3 separate regions of the Homo sapiens genome follow, and all the other regions are linked to region 3. A link is a contact called in ENCODE Hi-C or POLR2A ChIA-PET data. All regions are on one chromosome and are shown on one strand. The core of a region is the stretch at or near the end of the contact, and the rest is flanking DNA. Distances in the headings are between cores, read along the strand shown. Region 1 overlaps ATP8B2 (ATPase phospholipid transporting 8B2). Region 2 has its middle 7.3 kb from the start of MIR8083. Region 3 holds the start of RPS27 (ribosomal protein S27).

The links. Hi-C counts contacts between places; a loop is a spot of excess contacts on that map. ChIA-PET counts read pairs that join two places held with the same protein, here RNA polymerase II (POLR2A). Pooled maps may share reads with other maps.
Region 1: POLR2A ChIA-PET joins it to region 3 with 16 read pairs in activated CD4-positive, alpha-beta T cell. The contact joins the enhancer-like site here to the promoter of RPS27 in region 3. A Hi-C loop is called at or near these places in 1 of 168 maps with a recorded cell type or tissue (CD8-positive, alpha-beta T cell) and 8 of 50 pooled maps. POLR2A ChIA-PET finds 5 or more read pairs at or near these places in 7 of 52 experiments (CD4-positive, alpha-beta memory T cell, HepG2, WTC11 and 4 more).
Region 2: a loop to region 3 is called in a map of endothelial cell of umbilical vein, with 10 times the contacts of the local background. The contact joins the enhancer-like site here to the promoter of RPS27 in region 3. A Hi-C loop is called at or near these places in 6 of 168 maps with a recorded cell type or tissue (HepG2, adrenal gland, endothelial cell of umbilical vein and 2 more) and 2 of 50 pooled maps. POLR2A ChIA-PET finds 5 or more read pairs at or near these places in 11 of 52 experiments (AG04450, H1, HCT116 and 7 more).

The regions. Positions count from the first base shown.
Region 1 is chr1:154,349,787-154,353,063 of GRCh38, forward strand. ATP8B2 (ATPase phospholipid transporting 8B2) reads left to right here. Exons shown (of 28, transcript NM_001370597.1): 28 at 1-1,518. Among named protein-coding and RNA genes, the nearest start is that of ATP8B2, 26 kb to the left of the region's middle. RefSeq lists an enhancer at 1-512. Within about 2 kb of position 1,770, at least 18 of the 41 ENCODE cell types and tissues checked have a DNase peak (open chromatin) inside an H3K27ac peak, as active enhancers do.
Region 2 is chr1:153,695,570-153,698,679 of GRCh38, forward strand. It overlaps the pseudogene GEMIN2P1. Among named protein-coding and RNA genes, the nearest start is that of MIR8083, 7.3 kb to the left of the region's middle. Within about 2 kb of position 1,831, at least 22 of the 41 ENCODE cell types and tissues checked have a DNase peak (open chromatin) inside an H3K27ac peak, as active enhancers do; they include adrenal gland and endothelial cell of umbilical vein, where a contact is called at or near this core.
Region 3 is chr1:153,988,911-153,992,011 of GRCh38, forward strand. RPS27 (ribosomal protein S27) reads left to right here and starts at 1,852. Exons shown (of 4, transcript NM_001030.6): 1 at 1,852-1,892; 2 at 2,205-2,313; 3 at 2,656-2,766. The coding sequence starts at 1,887. It also overlaps a transcript of RAB13 not described here. RefSeq lists enhancers at 1,577-2,776, 1,733-2,092, 1,790-2,770.

The sequences.
Region 1 (3,277 bases), core at 520-3,019, 360 kb after region 3:
CCAGTGCTCTGTGGGGCAGAGGAGCTGACCAGGGAGGGAGGTACCCATGAGCAGAGGGTAGTGGGAGAGTGTAAAGGAGGGTTTGGTCCTGTCTGCTTCCTCACCTTGAGAGTAAAGTGCTGCCCTCTGCCCCCAACACACACACATATCAATTCCTGGATTCCTTAGTCCTGCTGGCCTTGGGCTGGAGCCTAGGAAAGTGGCCCCCAAATCCTTAGTGAGCTAAAGCTGGGTCTGAAATTTGGTCAGTGGGGAGGGGTAGTTTTCTTTTCTTTTTTCTTTTTCTTTTTTTCTTTTTTTTTTTGAGATGGAGTCTCACTCTTGTCACCTAGGCAAGAGTGCAATGGCACAATCTCAGCTCACTGCAACCTCCACCTCCTGGGTTCAAGCGATTCTCCTGCCTCAGCCTCCTGAGTAGCTGGGATTACAGGCACACACCACCACGCTTGGTTAATTTTTGTATTTTTAGTAGAGATGTTTCACCATGTTGGCCAGGCTAGTCTTGAATTCCTGACCTCCTGACCTGCCCACCTCAACCTCCCAAAGTGCTGAGATTACAGGCGTGAGCCACCACACCCAGCTCAGGGAGGCGTAGTTTTCTTTAATTTTAAATTTAAACCCAAGTTTATTGGCAGACTCCCTTTTGACCTCCCTTTGCCTCCCCATCTGGTGCTTTCTTGCATCTACACCCCAGGGCCCTGTGGTGGGGCTGCAGGGGGAAGCTGTGCACCTGAGATGAGGCTGGAACGGGAATTGGCCTCTCTGCTCCCTTCTTCAGTAAGCAAGGAGCCCCGCCCCTCAGGCCCAGCCTCTGGCAAGAGGTGGTGGAATCCTTGTGCCGGGTAGTAGAGGAGGATAAGGGCAAAACCAGGCCCAGGCCAGTGCCTGGCTTGGTCTGGATGGGACACTGTCAGAGTTTGGCCACAGCCTGTCCTTTACTTCATCCACACCTATGAAGCTATTCCCTAAATAAGGCATTTCCCAAGTTAGTCGCTACCTAATCAGCCTTGAGAAGAATCCTTTCCTCTTCTTTGATAGTGGGTCGGGGGATTCTTCAGGAATGGTTTGGAGCTGGGAGTGGGTAGGGGGATTTTAAATGTTCCATATGGGAGCCCCAAAGGAACTGGATGGGCTGCAGTGAGGTGGGGGCGGGTGGGCAGGGAATGGGAGAGGGGAAGTCTTGGCAGGGAAATCCCTTTTGGCCACACAGTTTACAAACCCAGTATCATGTCTGTCTGTGTGTCTCTCAAGGTGAGAGTCTGATTTTTATACCAAAGAGGAAATGATTTTTTTTCATATTTTGTTTGTCTATATTATATAAATATATATATACAGTTATATATATATATATTATTTTTTGGTTCTCTCTCGTTTTTTAGGGAGGGAAGAAAGTACCAAGTTGCATTGAGCTGTAATTAAGGAACATTATAATTTATGACACATTTCTATACTTGCAAAAATTATATCATTTTATGGATATAAGAGAAAAATGCCTTTTTATAAAATTTCAATTTCTGAGAAGTGTGTAATTTGTCTCTTTTCTGATGTTTAACCAAGACTGGTGGTGAAAGTAAAGACAGAAACTGTCTCTTAAATGTAATTGAGTGGGTAGATCTGGGATATCTTGGACAAATTGGAATCTGACTGGTGTGGGATAGCACCTCATCCATTTGCAGACCTCCCGGGATCTGAGTTTCAGCTGAAGATGAAGACGGGGCAGTGGGTGGTACTGAGCGGCATATCGTATGGACTTTGGCTGGGTGCCTAGGACCTTGAGCTGTTTACCTTTCTCCAAACGCAGGCCAACCTGTCATCCCTAACACACGCCAGATGGATGTGTGTGTAGGGAAAGTACCTGGTAAATATTGTAAGGTTTTGTTTTTTAACTCTGCGCTTTTCCGCATGCCTCACATCTTCCTGGCTTCTCAAGTGAGTATCAAGGAAGCTAAAGTCTTATATTAAAGGGAGCTTTCCTCCAGGGAAGGGAGGGCGGATGAGGATGGGGTCCTAGGAGTCAGGGCCAGGGTTAGTGCTGGCCTGAGGAGAAAGAAGTATAGCTTCCTCCGCCGATGGCCAATATCAGCATGATCCAGCCCCACCCGCAGGCTAATTTCCCCCTGACCCAGCCAGTCTTCAGTTATGGAACAATCCTTCTCAAAAACGTAGACTGGGTGTGGTGGCTCAATGCCTGTAATCCCAGCATTTTGCGAGGCTGAGGCAGGAGGATCACTTGAGCCCAGCCCAGGAGTTCAAGACCAGCCTGGGCAACATGGGGAGACCCCGCCTGTATTAAAAAAAAAAAAAAAAAGGGTGGGGGAGCGGAGGGTGTATGGGGGGAAGATGTGAAGATAAGATCTGTTTCCCTCTTCAGGAGAAACGGCCCCTGGCGGGAATCCCGCCACAGACCGCCAGGAACACCACCTGACACCCACCTCCACCCAGGGAGAGGCTGTCCAGTCCACACAAGCCTTTCTTTGGGGTCTGTCTGGAACCCTGAGCTTTGGGCAGCAAGTGGCATCTGGCTTCAGTGCCCCCACCCCCGAAACACAGAAAGAAGCCTTAATCCCTTGAGGCTGGTGAGGCCCCAAGTCCACCCCTCCCACAAGACAGGTCTTCAGCACTGCGCTGGCCTCCCGTTGGGGGTCTGTTCAGCCACTGGGAATGTCTTCCTTGGCTCCTCTCGCTGACCCTGGCTCTCCTGCACCCAGGATCCTATTATGTGTGTCTGAGGGGCAGGGCCAATGTCATTTTAACTTTCATTGCCTCTTGGGGACGCGTTTTCTCCGTCGCGATATAGACACACGCCTCCACGGAGGCTCCGGGCACTCGGGCTCCCCGTTTTCTCCCCTCTGCCGCAGGCATCCCTGGTCTTCCTTCCCTGCGCTGACTGAGCACCTGGGCTCCTGTGGGAGTGGCTTCCAGCCCCTAGGTCCCCATCGTCCTAGTGCCTTTTCTGAGTGCGTGGAGGTGAAGTCTGTCCGATACCGCAGCTTTGTTCCACTGAGCCTGCTTATCTCCAAGGGCGTTCCTCTCCACTCCACTAAAGCAGCACACACCCATGGGCGCCCACTGCCGTCGGGAGGAGCTCCACCTCTGAACTCTCACAATTCATTCAGCATTTGGCCATCCATATTCTTCAGTTCTTCCCGCTTCCATCTGTGCTCCCAGCGAAAACTACGGCCCCTCCCTTTCCTCCTGGTCGCTTGCTTCCATATGTGAACCCTTACTTGCTTCCCAATCCAGCCCGGAGCCCGTGGTCTGGTACTCGTCGCTTTGC
Region 2 (3,110 bases), core at 581-3,080, 290 kb before region 3:
AATTAGCCAGGCACGGTGGCTCATGTCTGTAATCCCAGCACTTTGGGAGGCTAAGGCGGGTGGATCACCTGAGGTCAGAAGTTCGAGACCAGCCTGACCAACATGGAGAAACCCCATCTCTACTAAAAATACAAAATTAGCCAGGTGTGGTGGTACATGCCTGTAATCCTAGCTACTAGGGAGGCTGAGGCAGGAGAATCACTTGAACCTGGGAGGCAGAGGTTGCGGTGAGCCGAGATCGCGCCATTGCACTCCAGCCTGGGCAACAAGAGTGAAACTCCATCTCAAAAAAAAAAAAAAAGGTACAATAATTAGCTGGGCGTGGTGGTGGGTGCCTATAATCCCAGCTACCCAGGAGGCTGAGGCAGGAGAATTGCTTGAACCCGAGAGGCAGAAGTTGCAGTGAGCCGAGATTGTGCCATTGCACTCCAGTCTGGGCAACAAGAGCGAAACTCAATCACACACACAAAAAAGTATTAGGGACCTAAAGAGCTTTTGTTTATGTGGATATCTATTGATATTTACCATAGTAGATATTAAAACAAATCCTTATTTATTTATTTTTTAATTTTTTTTTTTTTGAGTCAGAGTCTTGCTCTGTCACCCAGGCTGGAGAGCAGTGGCGCGATCTCCGCTCACTGCAAGCTCCACCTCCTGGGTTCACCCCATTCTCCTGCCTCAGCCTCCCGAGTAGCTGGGACTACAGGCGCCCGCCACCGTGCCCGGCTAATTTTTTTGTATTTTTAGTTGAGACGGGGTTTCACCATGTTAGCTAGGATGGTCTCGATCTCCTGATCTCGTGATCCGCCCATCTCAGCCTCCCAAAGTGCTGGGATTACAGGCGTGAGCCACCGCGCCCAGCCACAAATCCTTATTTATTTATTTATTTATTTATTTTTTTTTTTTTTTTTTTTTTTTGAGACGGAGTCTCGCTCTGTCGCCCAGGCCGGACTGCGGACTGCAGTGGCGCAATCTCGGCTCACTGCAAGCTCCGCTTCCCGGGTTCACGCCATTCTCCTGCCTCAGCCTCCTGAGTAGCTGGGACTACAGGCGCCCGCCACCGCGCCCGGCTAATTTTTTGTATTTTTAGTAGAGACGGGGTTTCACCTTGTTAGCCAGGATGGTCTCGATCTCCTGACCTCATGATCCACCCGCCTCGGCCTCCCAAAGTGCTGGGATTATAGGCGTGAGCCACCGTGCCCGGCCCGACAAATCCTTATTTATTAACTCATGTAAGATAACAATAATAAGCCTATTACATGTTAATAATTGTTGACTGCTTTATCAAGAACATTCTTATGTGAAACCAGCCTTTTCAGTGTGCAGTGGTGAAGAATGCATGCAATACTAATTGGGTGCCACTGCCTTGATTTATGTAAAGCCACAGCAGTTTTACCCCCATTGCTTTTGCACTTCGATGCAATGTGTCAACTCTGTCAAAAAGGCAAATAACGTATTAGAATTATTATGAAAATCGTTTGACCTCATCTATGCCCTGAAAAAATATTTGGGACTCCCAGGATTTGCGGACCACACCTTGAGAACTGTTATGTTACTCAATGGCTGGCATACAGTAGGAATCAGATAATTAGTATGGACTGAATGGAGAGGCCTGGGAGCTGGGGAGGAAGTGGGGGTCGGGTGGGAACATATGGATGCCTTTCAACCCAGGTGAAATTTGGGGATTGTCCACGTGCTCCTCCATTCCCCATGTCAGTGTAGACAAATGTTGAGTCATAGTTTGCAAAATGCCTCTCAGCTGGGCCAGGAGCCCTGGTTTCCCTGCTGGACCCACCCCTCACCCCTCCTTCCCAGGCAGGCAGGCAGGCAGGAATGCGGGGGAGAGGTGGCTGCAGCTCCACCGCCCTCATGGGGGAGGAAAGTGCCAGACATTTCTTCAGGACCATCCATCAAGTGCAGGCAGGCCTCTCCCCTGACCTCCCAGGCCTCTTCCTGGAGTCCACCCTGTGGGACCTGGACGTAGGGTGGCCACTGGGAGCTTGGAGGTCTGGCGTGGCACTGCTCCCTGGTACACGGCTGGCAGTTTGGGATAAAGAAAGGATAAATTGCTCCCCTCCTGTCCAGTGACTCTTGTTTTGTGCTTCCCGCCCACCCTTTTTGGCACCAGTCAGGCTCAATTTATCGGGAGAGGGAGCAGACATGGTCCAGTCCTCTCACCAGCCAAGCCGGGGATGAACAGCACTGGGAAGGCCTAACCAAGAGTGGTTGTCCTGTCAACCACAGCTACTGAACTTCCTGATGGGCCCCGGTGGCCCTGTAGCCTCCCATGCCCCAGTTCCTCCCCACAAGGGGAGCAGACAGCCCCTGAAGAGACTGGCTATGATAAAGAGAGCTGTGAGGCCTAGGAAGTTAGATCAGGGTGGAGCTGGGACAGCTACGGGGACTTGGGCTCTGGGGAGAGGAGCCTTAAATGAGGTGGGGAAGAGGGGCAGGGAGTGGACGACTGAGGAGCTCCAGAAGCACAATTCTAGGAAATTGCCGGTCAGATCCTTCCGAGGCAGCCTGGCTCCACTGCGGGCACCGGGAGGGGAAGGGGCTGTGCGGCGGAGGTGAGGAGGGGCCTAAGGAGTCGATGATTTCAGCGGCCCGAGAACTTTCACTGGAACTAAGGAGATTTCCTTCCGGAGGAAGGCCCCTGAAGCCAGGAAGAACTGGGAAAGCCATTCCTAAGGGGGCACCAGGAGGGTAGCAATAAAGCCCTCCCCACAGGCCGGGGAGACCGTCTTGTGCCAGGAACCTCCGCCCACATGGGAGGGGCAGTCTAGCCTCTCAGTTTCCCGGGCTGTCCCGCCTAGTACGTTTGGGAGGGGTGAGGGCCACAGGGTTTCCCCAGAGTATGGTAAGAATAACAATAATAATTGGCATTCGATTGTGCCTTGCAGTTGACAAAGGCTTTCACATACATTATCTCATCAGCCCACGTAACGCCCCTGGAAGAGTGGGGCGGGCTGAGAAGGCAGCTCAGCAGGCGGGTGGAAGGGCCAGCTGGAGGCTGTGCAGAGGGAACCCCCGCCCAGCCAGCCCCGAACAAGGCCACGGCCTGGAACAAAAATGGAGCTGACAGAAACAGACAAATAACCTCCTCCCTC
Region 3 (3,101 bases), core at 602-3,101:
CTTTGTTTTTACTTTTATTTTATTTTTTGAGACAAAGTTTTGCTCGTCACCCAGGCAGAAGTGCAATGGCTCAATCTCTGGTCACTGCAACCTCCGCCTCTTGGGTTCAAGCGATTCTCCAGCCTCAGCTTCCCGAGTAGCTGGGATTACAGGCGCCTGCCACGACGCCCAGCTAAATTTTTTTTTTTTTTTTTTTTTTTTAGTCGAGACGGGGTTTCACCATGTTGGCCACGCTGGTCTCGAACTCCCGACGTCACGTGATCCGCCCGCCTCAGCCTCCCAAAGTGCTGGGATTACAGGCCTGAGCCACCGCGACCGGCAAAGAAAAAATTATTATTATTATTATTATTATTATTTGAGACGGAGTCTCGCTCTGTCGCCCAGGCTGCAGTGCAGCGGCGCGATCTCCGCTCACTGCAAGCTCCGCCTCCCGGGTTCACGCCATTCTCCTGTCTCAGCCTCCCGAGTAGCTGGGACTACAGGCGCCCGCCACCGCGCCCGGCTAATTTTTTGTATTTTTAGTAGAGGCGGGGTTTCACCGTGCTAGCCAGGATGGTCTCGATCTCCTAACCTCGTGATCCACCCGCCTCGGCCTCCCAAAGTGCTGGGATTACAGGCGTGAGCCACGGCGCCCGGGCAAGAAAAAATTATTCAAGGGAGTCTCTCTCGAGCCTATTCTGGCTGCCTATAAAAAATTAAAGGCCGGACGCGGTGTCTCACGCCTGTATTCTCAGCACTTTGGGAGACCGAGGCAGGTGGATCACGTGAGGTCGGGAGTTCAATACCAGCTTGGCCAACATGGTGAAACCCCGTCTCTACTAAAAATACAAAATTAGCCGGGCATGGTGCCGCATGCCTGTAATCCCAGCTACTCGGGAGGCTGAGGCAGGAGAATCGCTTGAACGCGGGAGGCGGAGGTTGTGGTGAGCCGAGATGGCGCCATCACACTACAGCCTGGGCAACAAGAGCAAAACTGTGTCTAAAAAAAAAATAAAAATAAAAATAAAAAAAAAGAAGGCATCTTTCACTTATCCCCATCACCTTCCGTGTCCATGCTTGTCCCTTCTCAAGCTAAACTATTCAATCTCTTTTTGTCCATTCTCTCACCTCTCATTATCTCCTTGAGTCTTCCCTATTTCTTTTCACTGACCAAACCATGTCTCCCCTGTTTATTTATTTATTTAAGACAGAGTCTTGTTCTGTCACCCAGGCTGGAGTGGATCTCGGCTCACTGTACTTCCGCCTCCCAGGTTCATGCGATTCTCCTGCCTCAGCCTCCAGAGTAGCTGGGATTACAGGCACACGCCACCACGCCTGGCTAATTTTCGTATTTTTAGTAGAGACGGGGTTTCACTATGTTGGCCAGGCTGGTCTTGAACTGCTGACCTCAGGTGATCCACCCGCCTTGGCCTCCCTAAGTGCTGGGATTACAGGCATGAGCCACTGCGCCCGGCCTAAACTGTTAAATTAAACCAATAGAAAAAGAGTTAAGAATATAGGTATTTAAAAAATAGGACGGAAGTCCTGGATATGGCTCCTTCTCCCTGGTGTTTTCCTCAACCTTTCCTATTTATTAGGCTCCAACTGTCAAGGTATGGCACAAAATTTTAAAAGTGTCCATTTATCCCTGGATAGTGATCAAACGCTGACCTCAAATTAGCAAGGTAACCCTCTCAACATGGTGACGCATATGTGTCACAACTAACAGTTAAAGACCTTCCGAAAATGGCAGCTCCCTTGTCTCCCCACTGCGGCGGATCAAAGTAAGACGTTCCAAACATGGTGGCACAAGATCCTTGCGTCATTTCCTGTAGTGTGCTCTATATAAGGGGCAGGATTTCCGCTTTCGCTCCTTTCCGGCGGTGACGACCTACGCACACGAGAACATGCCTGTGAGTGCTTTGGTCCAGGTTTCGGCGGAGATCTCGCTGTTCTGTCCGAACTCTCCCCTCACGCTGATTTCGGATCGTAGAGGGTCCTCATTTACCCTCTGCACTTCTTAGGACATTAACTCCAGGGACCGCAGCGGCCCACGGGCCACCCGCATAGACGGGAGCGGAGAGGAGATAAGATGGCGGCCCAGCTGCGCAGACACCAGGGGCGGCGAGGGGCGAGCTCTCCCCGGTGTGTGACAGTGGGGGCTATTTTCGACCATCCCATTTTCGCTGTTGGTTTCTAAATCTCTGCATTTCTGTCCCTCTTAGCTCGCAAAGGATCTCCTTCATCCCTCTCCAGAAGAGGAGAAGAGGAAACACAAGAAGAAACGCCTGGTGCAGAGCCCCAATTCCTACTTCATGGATGTGAAATGCCCAGGTGAGGAGACGGCTTGCTGTAGTGGGGAAAGCACTGGACCTCAACAGTTGGAAAATGTTGTAGTGTTAGCTGTCTCGTATCCTTGAAGCTGTGCAGCAGCTTCAGTTTCTTCGCCTGTGGAAAATATTTTCCCTGATACTCTTAAAATTTGAATGTATGAGACTGGCAAAGTTTTGCATCTTAGGAGGAGTGATTCATTTCACCGTGATCTCTCATCACATTTCACATACAACCCCTACGTTTTTTTGTGTTGGGAAACAATGTAATGGATGATGAGTTGGGCATAAGTGCAGGAAAGACGGGTGTAATAGAGGAAAAAAATGTTATCTGCTTTTCTTTCAGGATGCTATAAAATCACCACGGTCTTTAGCCATGCACAAACGGTAGTTTTGTGTGTTGGCTGCTCCACTGTCCTCTGCCAGCCTACAGGAGGAAAAGCAAGGCTTACAGAAGGTAAATGGTTTACTAATGTGATTTGGGGCTTTGAGTTTGATTTTTAGAAATGGAAACATTTCTTAGGATTTTTCGGTCTTAACAGTGACAGGGATCATCTATAATGTAAATTTTTAGACAAGAAGTGTTGGATTTGGTTGTTTTAACTAGATACTACCAAAAGCTATGTATTAATCTCAAAGCACTACTGTCTAAAGCGGGGATAAATGGGTGATAAAAGGGCTTAAGTTGATAGGAAGTAACCAGTGATACAAATGCGCAGGTAGCTAAGAGTTGAGAAAAAAGATGTAGCTTTCTGTGGGTGGATCATCATGCATCTGCTTTTTTGGGAGAGG